Regions from separate parts of the Homo sapiens genome. Here region 2 is linked to region 1. A link is an interaction called in ENCODE POLR2A ChIA-PET data of the cell type or tissue named here. Cell type or tissue: OCI-LY7. All regions are shown on one strand. Each heading gives the region's core, and the rest is flanking DNA. Links, peaks and the distances in the headings are about the cores only.

Evidence for each region. ChIA-PET counts read pairs that join two places held together with the same protein. Peaks named below come from ENCODE experiments on the same cell type or tissue, not always from the same donor. Only the 100,000 strongest peaks of a DNase experiment are listed, where the experiment ranks them.
Region 2: POLR2A ChIA-PET joins it to region 1 with 10 read pairs; 6 of 35 experiments call an interaction of 5 or more read pairs at or near these places.

The regions. Positions count from the first base shown.
Region 1 is chr17:30,320,760-30,326,142 of GRCh38, reverse strand. TMIGD1 (transmembrane and immunoglobulin domain containing 1) reads left to right here. Exons shown (of 7, transcript NM_206832.3): 4 at 1,049-1,327. Among named protein-coding and RNA genes, the nearest start is that of TMIGD1, 11 kb to the left of the region's middle. In OCI-LY7, for the core only: no CTCF peak of the experiment used is centred there; DNase peaks (open chromatin) are centred at 2,102, 2,712, 3,062 and 4,202; H3K4me3 peaks cover 2,708 bases; H3K27ac peaks cover 5,000 bases.
Region 2 is chr17:30,272,935-30,278,317 of GRCh38, reverse strand. It overlaps BLMH (bleomycin hydrolase), which reads left to right. Exons shown (of 12, transcript NM_000386.4): 7 at 4,121-4,276. Among named protein-coding and RNA genes, the nearest start is that of BLMH, 16 kb to the left of the region's middle. In OCI-LY7, for the core only: no CTCF peak of the experiment used is centred there; no DNase peak of the experiment used is centred there.

The DNA.
Region 1 (5,383 bases), core at 170-5,169:
ATACAGAATTCGAGCTCATTCCAAAGAGCAACAAAATGTCATTCTTCTGAGAGAGTTATTAATAACACAGCCTACTCAGGGTCTAATTATTCAGTGTGCAGATTATACAAGCTCCTTTTTCCTCCTTCTCCGTCTCTATCTTTTTCCTAGTTCCCACTCTCCAACCATTTCATTACTATTCTGCACTTCTGCCAGAATATGCACAGTGATAGATGTGTTGACTGTCTATGGGTCTACAACTGCCCTTATTGTAGAGGAAAAAAGGAGTTGCTCACACACAGGGATGAGAGGGACTCACTTGCCTTCCACAGATGCCAGAGTTCTCATGCTTAGAACACCTTCTGGGAGGAGGACATTATTTCTAGAGCACCACTGAGAAAACGCAAAGATGCATTGGTGAATATGTTACCAAGGCAATGGTTCGATAAAATGCAAAAACAGACGGTGAGAGTAACCCTCAAAACCACCACCACCGTAATAATAATAGCGGCTAGCACTGTGGCAAATTCTTTACAGGGATTATTTTATTTAATCTTTACAGCATCTCAGGAGATGTATGATTATCCCATTTTTTTTTTACATGAGAAACAGAGGCCTTAGCAGTTAGTTAACTGTCTCAAAGTCACAGTAAACGGTGTAGATGGAATTAGATCTAATTGCAATGTATGTCTTCTTAATTTTGTACTGTTTTGTGCAACACTAGCACAGGTTGGTTTATTAATTCTCAGAGAAGAAAGACTCAAGGCTTATACTCTTGGGTAGTGTTACAAATTGTCTGCTTGTCATAGATCATTACTATATATATCATGCTCATAATCATATATTGTTTCATGGTTTGTCTTCTTCATCACATTAAAAGTTCTATGAGATTTGGAACTGGAAGTGTTATTTGCCCTTGTTACCCCAGTGCTTGTCACACCGTACGTATTTAATAAATTTTTGTCAAATGAATAAATGACCACATGAGATAGATTGAAGGAAGACTTTGAACTCTGACAGTGAACTATTGCTTATCTGCTAATTAAATCTAAATGCTTGAGTCTTGCAGTTCCTCCTCTCCTAAGTGGAAACGACTTCCAAACAGTTGAGGAAGGCAGTAATGTGAAGTTGGTTTGCAATGTGAAAGCCAACCCCCAGGCTCAAATGATGTGGTACAAAAACAGTAGTCTCCTCGATTTAGAGAAAAGCCGTCACCAAATCCAACAGACAAGTGAGTCTTTTCAGCTGTCAATCACCAAAGTCGAGAAGCCTGACAACGGAACCTACAGTTGTATTGCAAAGTCATCTCTGAAAACGGAGAGCTTGGACTTTCACCTGATTGTTAAAGGTAATGCTCTTTTTAAGTAATACCCAGCACAGTGCAAAACTCACACCAGATGCTCAGTGAATATTTCTGGTGACAATAAATGATAATAACGGTTATGATTAGGGCCAGGATTTTCTTTGGAGAATCATCCCCATCCAAGGATTTTTCCACTAAGAATCCTAGTCCATCCTTTCAGGGAAATCATGCCCATTCCATACAGGACACTGTTTTTTGAGCAAGAATCCTTTCTTAGAACCAAATATAGGAAACAATCCTGCTTGGCTTTTAGGGAAGAGTATTTCCATGAATTCTCCTGGGCAACAATGTGTGTAGCAACTGGACTTTTGAGTTCACAGCTTCATAACTAACAGAAGTAAAAAACACACAGAGAAGAGAAATTAGGACTAGATAAGAAAATGGATCCCTACAATCACTCCTAACTCAAATTCTAACCTGTAGGGTAATCAGCAGAGAGAGTAGGAAAAAATAAGGGGACAAAAAAGCCCTTTCTCTTGGATTCATGCTTCATCTACCCAGGGTTATCACCTCTACAATGACAGAACAAATGATGCTCTGTGGGGTTTTCCCTCCTCATATTTCTTGCTCATACAAAAAGAGAAAGGCAAAATACCTGGGGTAGCAGATGCCAAAAATGCTCATTCACACATGGTCTGCTCTCATGCTAGCACACCAGGAGCAGCCCAACAAGCTGAGACTCCCATATCTTGTTAGAACATTACTCACTTTGTCATTTGCCTCCCTGTACTCACTTATTGCCAGTCTTGTCAGTCACCAGGAAGCCAGCTGAACCCCTGCCAGAAGTGTTGTGGTGATGTAACCATAGGACATCTTATTTGCTTCCCCTTGAGGGGAAGAGTTATGGGATATGAAAAGAGTGGCTAGTGGGGAAGAAGACTTACTGGTGGTTGAATGCCCATCACTGTGATTCCTGGAATGATCAGTAATTCGTCCTGCGGAGCACTAACAATTGCTCAGGGGCTACTTGTTTTAAAAACCAAACCCACAAATATCCTGAATACCCATGAGATAGAAGCAGTGAAAAAGCTTTGTGGTTATTTACCTCCCCCAAGACCACAAAAGCATGGAAGGGTGGGCCTCATGCCCTGCCATCCTGACTATGAACACCACACTTGCAGGCCAGGGAATTATATCCCTCCTGGTTAAGAAGAAATCATAATTGCTCTGTGTCACATTAAAAAAAAGTACAGCTTATGTGGCAATCAGGATGCTAGCTTAGCAAATTGGCTTTCAGGTGGGCAGAAACTTGTTTTGGGTGGGGCTCTTCCAAACCAACTTGTTTTTCTTATTTCTTCTTGCTTAGCTACTTCCCACGGCTGGTGGCATAAATGCTCTGCTGCTGGGGCTTGGGCTAAATGCCAAGATTTTCATGAGCCCTCACCTGGCTTCACGGCTCAGTGAGGAAGTACCTAAATGAGGCCATGCAAAGCTACAAACGACATCACAGATCTTTTCTTGAGCACAAGATTTAGCCCATGTGTTGGGATTATTTAACCATGATGAATATAGGAGGGAAATATCAGGTCTGGTTACAAATGAGACCATAAAACAGGACAAGGGGAGAGGGGCAGTTATGTAATTACCCTTGCCAAAGTCTCTTTTTTCTTTCTTTTTCTTTTATTTTTTTGGAGACAGGGTCTCGCTCTGCCACCCAGGCTGGAGTGCAGTAGCGTAATCATAGTTCACTGCAGCCTCATCCCCCCAGGCTCAAGCGATCTTTCCACTTCAGCCTCCTGAATAGCTGGGACAGGTGCGTGCCATCAGAACCAGCTAATCAAAAAAATTGTTTTTGTAGAGAGGAGGTCTTGCCATGTGGATCAGGCTGGTCTTGAATTCCTGGGCTCAAGCAATCTGCCACCTCAGCTTCCCAAAGTGCTGGGGTTACAGGCATGAACCACCATGCCCCGACCAAAGTCACTTTCAACAGAAATTTGGAATCCAAAGCAAGCCAATGGGTAAGGTAGTTTACTTCGGTTTGTGTATAGAATAAGAGCTGTCAGCCAGGTGCAGCGGCTCACGCCTGTAATCCCAGCATTTTGGGAGGCCGAGGCGGGTGGATCAGGAGGTCAGCGGTTTGAGACCAGCCTGACCAATATGGTGAAACCCGTCTCTACTAAAAATACAAAAAAAATTAGCCGGGCATGATGGTAGCCACCTGTAATCCCAGCTACCTGGGAGGCTGAGGCAGGAGAATTGCTTGAAACCAGAAGGCAGAGGTTGCAGTGAGCCGAGATCGCACCACTGCGCTCCAGCCTGGGCAACAAGAGTGAAACTCTGTCTCAAAAAATAAATAAATAAAAATAAAAAAATAGAGTAAGAGCTGTCACATGTGGCTTCATTTTATCTGGCTTGGTAAAAATATTCCAACCTGTGACTGAATTCTGATTTCTTTTTCTTATTGTCCCACCTTTACTTCCCCTTTGTTTTGATATCTTGCAAATAGAGGGGCTCCCCAGTAAGGTTGACGGGCCTTTGGTGTGTCCCAGAGCTGGCTAGTACAGAACCAGGGCTTACTAGAAAAAGGCTCCCTGAGCAAAGTTTCTCCATAGGGGTGATATGACCCATACCTTCATGAGAATAATTTTTAGAAACAGCTAAGAGAGGGCAAAAATTTAATCCATTTATTTCCCAAAATTATCCAGAGCAGGAAATGATAAAAAGGTAGTTACAGGCTGGGTGGGATGGTTCATGCTTGTAATCCCAGGACTTTGGGAGACCGAGCGGGAGGGTTGCTTGAGCCCAGGAGTTCCAAAACAGCCTGGGCAACATATTGGAACCCTGTCTCTACATCAAATCAAAAAATTAACTGGGTGTGGTGGCACGCACTGGTAGTCTTGACTACTCAGGAGGCTGAAGTAGGAGGATCTCTTAAGCCCTAGAGGTCGACGCTGCAGTGAGCCATGATCATGCCACTGCACTCCAGTCTGAGTGACAGAGTGAGACCCTGTCTCCAAAAATAATTATAATAATAACTGGTTAGTGTGTTATACAGTTATGGGGACAGGGGAGATAAACCCTATTTCATAATCTTAAGGTATATAGGGATTGGGCTTTGAAATTAAATTTACCTAAAGTCACTTCTTCCCCTCTTCCCTGGTTTTTGCCCTTCACTTGCTAACTCATGACCCTGTTTCCTTTCTAATACTTAATCTGTAGTGTCTGTTTGTTTAATGTCTGTCTCCCTCACTAGAAGATGAGCTCCACGAAGGCAGAGGAGCCTTCTACACCTGTCCTATTTTTTGCAGTGCTGAACACAGTGCATAACACACATTAGTCACTCAGTAAATATTTGTTGACTGCACCTCAATCCATAAACTCAATTGTGCGATAAATAGCACATGCTCAATTTCCTTTAAATGCCTAAAATGTTACTTAAGCCATGACTGAAGCTCCTTCCCGTCGTTGGATGGCATCAGAATCCAGGGGCTTAGACAAGGTCACTTTAAAACCTTTGTTGAACTGAAGCACTTTTACTTTGTTACTTTTTTAAGAAACGGGGTCCTGCCAGGTGCAGTGGCTGATGCCTGTAATTGCAACACTTTGGGAGGCCCAGGTAGGAGAATTGCTTGTGGTCAGGAGTTCAAGACCAGCCTGGGCAACATACCCAGGCTCCATCTCTAAAAAAAAAAAAAAAGGGGTTGGCCAGGCATGGTGGCTCACACCTATAATCCCAGCACTTTAGGAGGCCAAGGCAGGCAGATCACTTAATGTCAGGAGTTCGAGGCCAGACTGGCCAACATGGCGAAACACTGTCTCTACCTAAAATACAAAAATTATCTGGGCATGGTGGTGTACACCTGTAGTACCAGCTACTTGGGAGGCTGAGACAGGAGAATCGCTTGAACCCAGGAGACAGAGGTTGCAGTGAGCCGAGATCAAGCCACTGCACTCCAGCCTGGGCGGCAGAGCGAGATTCTGTCTTAAAAAAGAAAAAAAGGGTCTCACTATGTTGCCTAGGGTAGAGAGCAGTGGCTATTGATAGGTGCAATCATAGGGTGCTATAGCCCTGAACTCCTGGGCTTAAGCAATCCTCCTGCC
Region 2 (5,383 bases), core at 282-5,281, 48 kb after region 1:
TTGTGTTCACTGTTCAGTATCTTTTTGTCCTGGATGCCAAGTAGATCTTGTGAGAAGCAGGTGACACTCCAGTGTTGCCCACCAGAGAGCAGAGTTGGATATCTAAAGCTCACTGCCCAGGGAATGTTATTTCAGAACTGCAGAGTCTCTTATCAAGAAAATATAGTATCAGAGACCATGGAAATTATTCTTTGGAGCATTTTTTTTTAATGAGAGCTTATTTAATTAACTATTGTTATTTGGCTCAGAGTCAGATATTCCTTCCAAAGTGTTACAGACTGACTTAAATATTAATGACTTTGGATAATTTATAGTCATGGTAAACAAATAGTATAAAACAATGCAACATGTCTCAAGTTACAAAGTTTTACTAGAATCTAAAAGAAATATCACCCTTATCCTTATTTATGCCTTAATTATATTTTTATTAAAATTCAGATTTATAAAATATATGTGAAGGGCATAAGCATTGTTTTATAAAAGGACTCACTATAGAATTCATTTAGATAGCAGAAATGCATATTTCCTCTAATGTATTTGGGAGAAGGAGGAATTTAACACTTTTTACTTTAAACAGGGAGTCAAGTACATAATAAGGTATTTTGCAAATTATAGTGTAAAACATTTGTATTTATCTTTAGAATATGTTTAAAAGTAACCAGAAATTCACTTAGTTATCTTCATCTTAGTTGGGCCTGGCATTGCCTCTCCTTTTTTGGCCAGGGCCTGGCTGAGCTGAATTTACCACCGTTGGATAACTGAGAATTGATTGAAATGGTTCCACTACTACATGTAGATACACATGTAACAGTAGTTACTAGTTGAAAATACACATCATTTAGGTCTTTAAAACCTTTCTAATCTAAGTATGTTCTGACTGTACACCTTCATTGTCATTGACTTGACCATAGTTACCAGTGGCAATGTCTTCTTCATAATGACAGATGCCTAAAGTTGTCATTTGTAGCCTTGGCACTGAGTAAATACAAAATGAATGTGAATCCCAAACAGAGCTCATTAATCCTTGGCTAGAGTAACTCAATTACGGTTGCTTATGTGATACTCTGCCTCCTTTCTGTGGTAGAAACCAACTTGGGAAGGATATAACGTTAAAAGAGAGATGGTTTAATGACTAGATGTTCAGGCTCGTAACACACACAGTAAATCTTAATAAAGGAAGGTTCTCTCTTGGAAAACAGAACAAAACAAAATGACAGGCAAGCATAACTTCTTCTCTAAGTTAACTTGCTTCTGTTAAGATAGAATCACAGCAGTGAACAAATTGCTCATATACACAGCAATGTGTGTGAATCTCACAGACATTATGTCAGCCAAAGGAAGCCAGACACAAAAGATAATGTGTTCTATGAATACTTTTATACGAAGTTAAAGGACAGGCAAAACTAATCAATGGTTATAAAGTAAAAACAGTGGTTATCTGGTGGAAGTTGTGGGTTACTTAACAGCAAAGGAGCCAGAGAACCTCCAGAGCCTGGAAATGTTATGTATATTGATATGAATGATGGTTACATGGGTATATATGTATGTTTTTAAAAAACGAATTGTTAGTGTGTTTTACACACTAAACATATGTTTTGCCTAAGTTAAAAAGTAAGAAAAAGGAATTAGGTCACGGAGTTTGGATTTGTTATGGGAGGTAATAGGGAAACATTGGATCTTCAACAGGGACGTGAGTTGAGAAAAGTAGTGCTTTTCAAATTCTCCTGTGGTGATATGGAGAATGGAACAATGTTCAGATCAACTGGTGTATCTGTGTCATGTCGCCAGCACTGCTAGATGCTATAAAGGACACAAAATATCCATGATCTGGTTCTTATCTTTAAGAAGTGTATAATCTTTTATGGGAGACAAGTTATATGAAATCTAGAAAGTTACAGTAAATGGTAAATAGATGGAGTTTTGGAAACAACATATTAAAGTCAGCCCTAAGTTCAAATCCTAATTCTGCCATTTACTGGCTCTATGACTTCAGGAAAGTGATTTATTTCCCTGAACCTTGATATCCTTATCTGTAAAAGGGGGATAATATCCACCATCTTTGTTGAGAGGCTTAAGAAATATGGTAGTGAAAGATAGTACAGCAAAGTAGACGGTCAGTACATCTTCCCTTTTTAAATCCTGTAGCCAAGGAGCAATATTTTGTTGTTGTTGTTGTTTTTGACAGCATGTGACCTCAGTTTAGATTGTGGTTTTCCACTTGCTGGCTGTGTGACCTTAAGTAAATTACTTGGTTTCTTTGTGTCTCAATCTCTGATTTAAAAAAAAAAGGTGAAGGGGAAGTGGAGGGAAATATACCTTGAGAGGGTATTATGAGAATTACGTGGACCTAGCAAATACATAGTATCTAGCACAATATAGGCACACTTGGTAAATATAAAATCTGTTTCTGTTGAATGTGATAGCGGATAGAAATGTGTAGTATAAATAATGCAGGTAATAGATGATTGGATCAGGGTGGTGACTGTGGGTGCAAAAGGGACAGGCAGATCATAGTGTTATGTTTTTAAAAAGACAAGGACATTTGATATAGAAGATAAAATACTTTCTTTATTCTGTCCTTGTGCAGGGTGTATCTCTTTTTCTATTTTTGCATTGCTTTCTTTTTTTTTTTGAGATGGAGTCTCGCCCTGTCCCCCAGGCCAGAGTGCAATGGCATGATCTCGGCTCACTGCAACCTCTGCCTCCTGGGTTCAAGGGATTCTCCTGCCTCAGCCTCCCGAGTAGCTGGGATTATAGGTACATACCACCATGCCCAGCTAGTTTTTTTGTTTTGTTTTGTTTTGTTTTCTTTTGTATCTTTAGTAAAGACAGGGTTTCACCATGTTGGCCAGGCTGGTCTCAAACTCCTGACCTCATGATCCACCTGCCTCAGCCTCCCAAAGTGCTGGGATTACAGGCGTGAGCCACTGTGCCCAGCCTTGTTTTTGCATTTCTATAAAATGAAAATAATATAAAGTATATCCTTGGATCGTAATGATGTTAACTTGAAGGTGTTGTGACATCATTAGAAAATATGTTGTCTCACAACCCAAAAAATTATACCTTATTACTAAAAGTCACTCCTCTTCTTTTTATTTTTGAGACAGGGTCCTCACTCTGTCACTCAGGCTGGAGTGCAGTGGTGTGATCTCAACTCACTGCAACCTCTGCCTCCTGGGCTCAAGTGGTCACCCCACCTCAGCCTCCTGAGTAGCTGTGACCACAGGCACAGGCCACCACGCCTGGCTAGTTTTTGTACTTTTTTTTTTTTTTTTTTTAAACCATGACTCAGCCCTCAGGAGATCCTGAGAACATGTGCCCCTAATTTTTGTATTTTTTGAGATAGGGTCTTGCTCTGTCACCCAGGCTGGAGTGTAGTGGCACGATCATGGCTCACTGAAGCTTCTGCCTCCTGGGCTCAAGCGATCCTCCCTCCTCAGCCTCTTGAGCACCTGGGACTACAGGCATGAGCCACCACGTCCAGCTAATTTTTTTCTTTTTTAAGATGAGGTTTCACTATGTTATCCAGGCTGGTCTTGAACTCCTGGGTTCAAGGGATCCTCCAACCTCAGCTTCCCAAAGTACTGGGATTACAGGCATGAACCACTGCACCTGGCCCTCCTCTTCTAGTAATACTTTTAACAGGCATTGTCATCCAACTCCAGCTGAAAAATTAGTTACTTTCCTATGACTAGAGACCCCTGTTGTAATAAGGAAAACATCAATGTATAAAGGGAAGGAAATCCATTTATAAAATTTGTCATTTTTTGGTTACTTGAAAAATAATCAGAGCAGCAACTCAGATCTTGCTGGGTATCAATGGTAGACAGATTCTTGGCTAAGGAAGTTTAAATTTTCAGGACAAGTACTAAGCACTAAATGTTAACATTTCAGAATCGCATTGTTCACAGTGTTTATTTGAGAACTCATAAGTTGACTGATAACAAATCTCAGACATCGGCTTTCCAGTTTTTGACGCAGTATTAGATTTCTTGTGAAATTTTTAGCTTGAATTTAGCCACTAACTTCTTGTGTTTCCTAAGCTTAAGGAAAATGAAGAGGTGAAAAAAATAACATTTCCCCCTAACCATTGCTCGCCTTTCCTCCTCCTCTCTTCCAGATATTCCGAGTGGTGTGCATCTGTTTGGGTAATCCACCAGAGACATTCACCTGGGAATATCGAGACAAAGATAAAAATTATCAGAAAATTGGCCCCATAACACCCTTGGAGTTTTACAGGGAACATGTCAAGCCACTCTTCAATATGGAAGATAAGGTTGGTGAATGGCACTGGTAGTCACTGGCTGTTTACTTTCAAATGGCTGTTAACCACAGGGAATTGTATAAGATTCTTGGTTAGCATGTATGAGTATCAAACTAGACAGCAAACAAACATTTTTCCCCACTTCCTCTGAAGTATTTTATGCAGCTAATGAAGTTGGTGGTGCCAGGATTTATCAGCTTTTCCACAATGTTCCTCTTCAGAGACTTTTTAAACTGTAAGCCAGCAGTCATTTTAATTCCCACATGCGCCCCTGTATAGGACCAGAATCATTCTCAAGTGCAAAACAATGAAAGTGTGTTGGGTATTTCTTATCGTGGATTCAGAGCACTTTTGCACTGAGGTCCCCTCGGGGAACTCTCCTGTTGAAGGGAGTAATCTTAGTTTTTCCTGTTCCCTTTAGGTCTTCCTCATCTGCCTAGTAGGAGGATCAGAGCCTCTTCCTTTTATTGGCTTCTTGATCCTCTTCCAAGCAGATGCCTGTCTTGTAACTTGAGAACAGGGGCCTTGTGATTAGCTCTCCAATTTTTCTTACTCAGTGCATGTTATTTTTCAGAATGAGTTTTGAGGGCCGGGTGCGGTGGCTCATGCCTGTAATCCCAGCACACTGGGAGGCTGTGGTGAGTGGATCACCTGAGTTCGGGAGTTCGAGACCAGCCTGGCCAACATGGTGAAACTCCGTCTCTACTAAAAATACAAAAATTAGCCAGGCATGGTGGCGCACATCTGTAATCCCAGCTACTTGGGAGGCTGAAGCAGGAGAATCACTTGAACCTGGGAGGCGGAGGTTGCAGTGAGCCGAGATGGCGCCATTGCACTCCAGCCTGGGCGACAGAGTGAGATTCTGTCTCAAAAAAAAAAAAAAAAAAATTGCTTTTGGAGCAGTTCTTGCTAGTAGGAAAAACAGGTAGATGCACCTCCTAATTGTGTCTCTTACGCGAATTAGAATAAGCAAGGACCTCTCTCACATGTATTTTGCCACCTTGTGTTTCTTTGTTACTTAACAATGTGGCTGTAGTACTTAGCTTGTAGGCAGAGATGATGAGCTTGATGGAAACATGAACCTAGAGGAGAGCTGTGTGTTGCTTGACATTCCTGGTT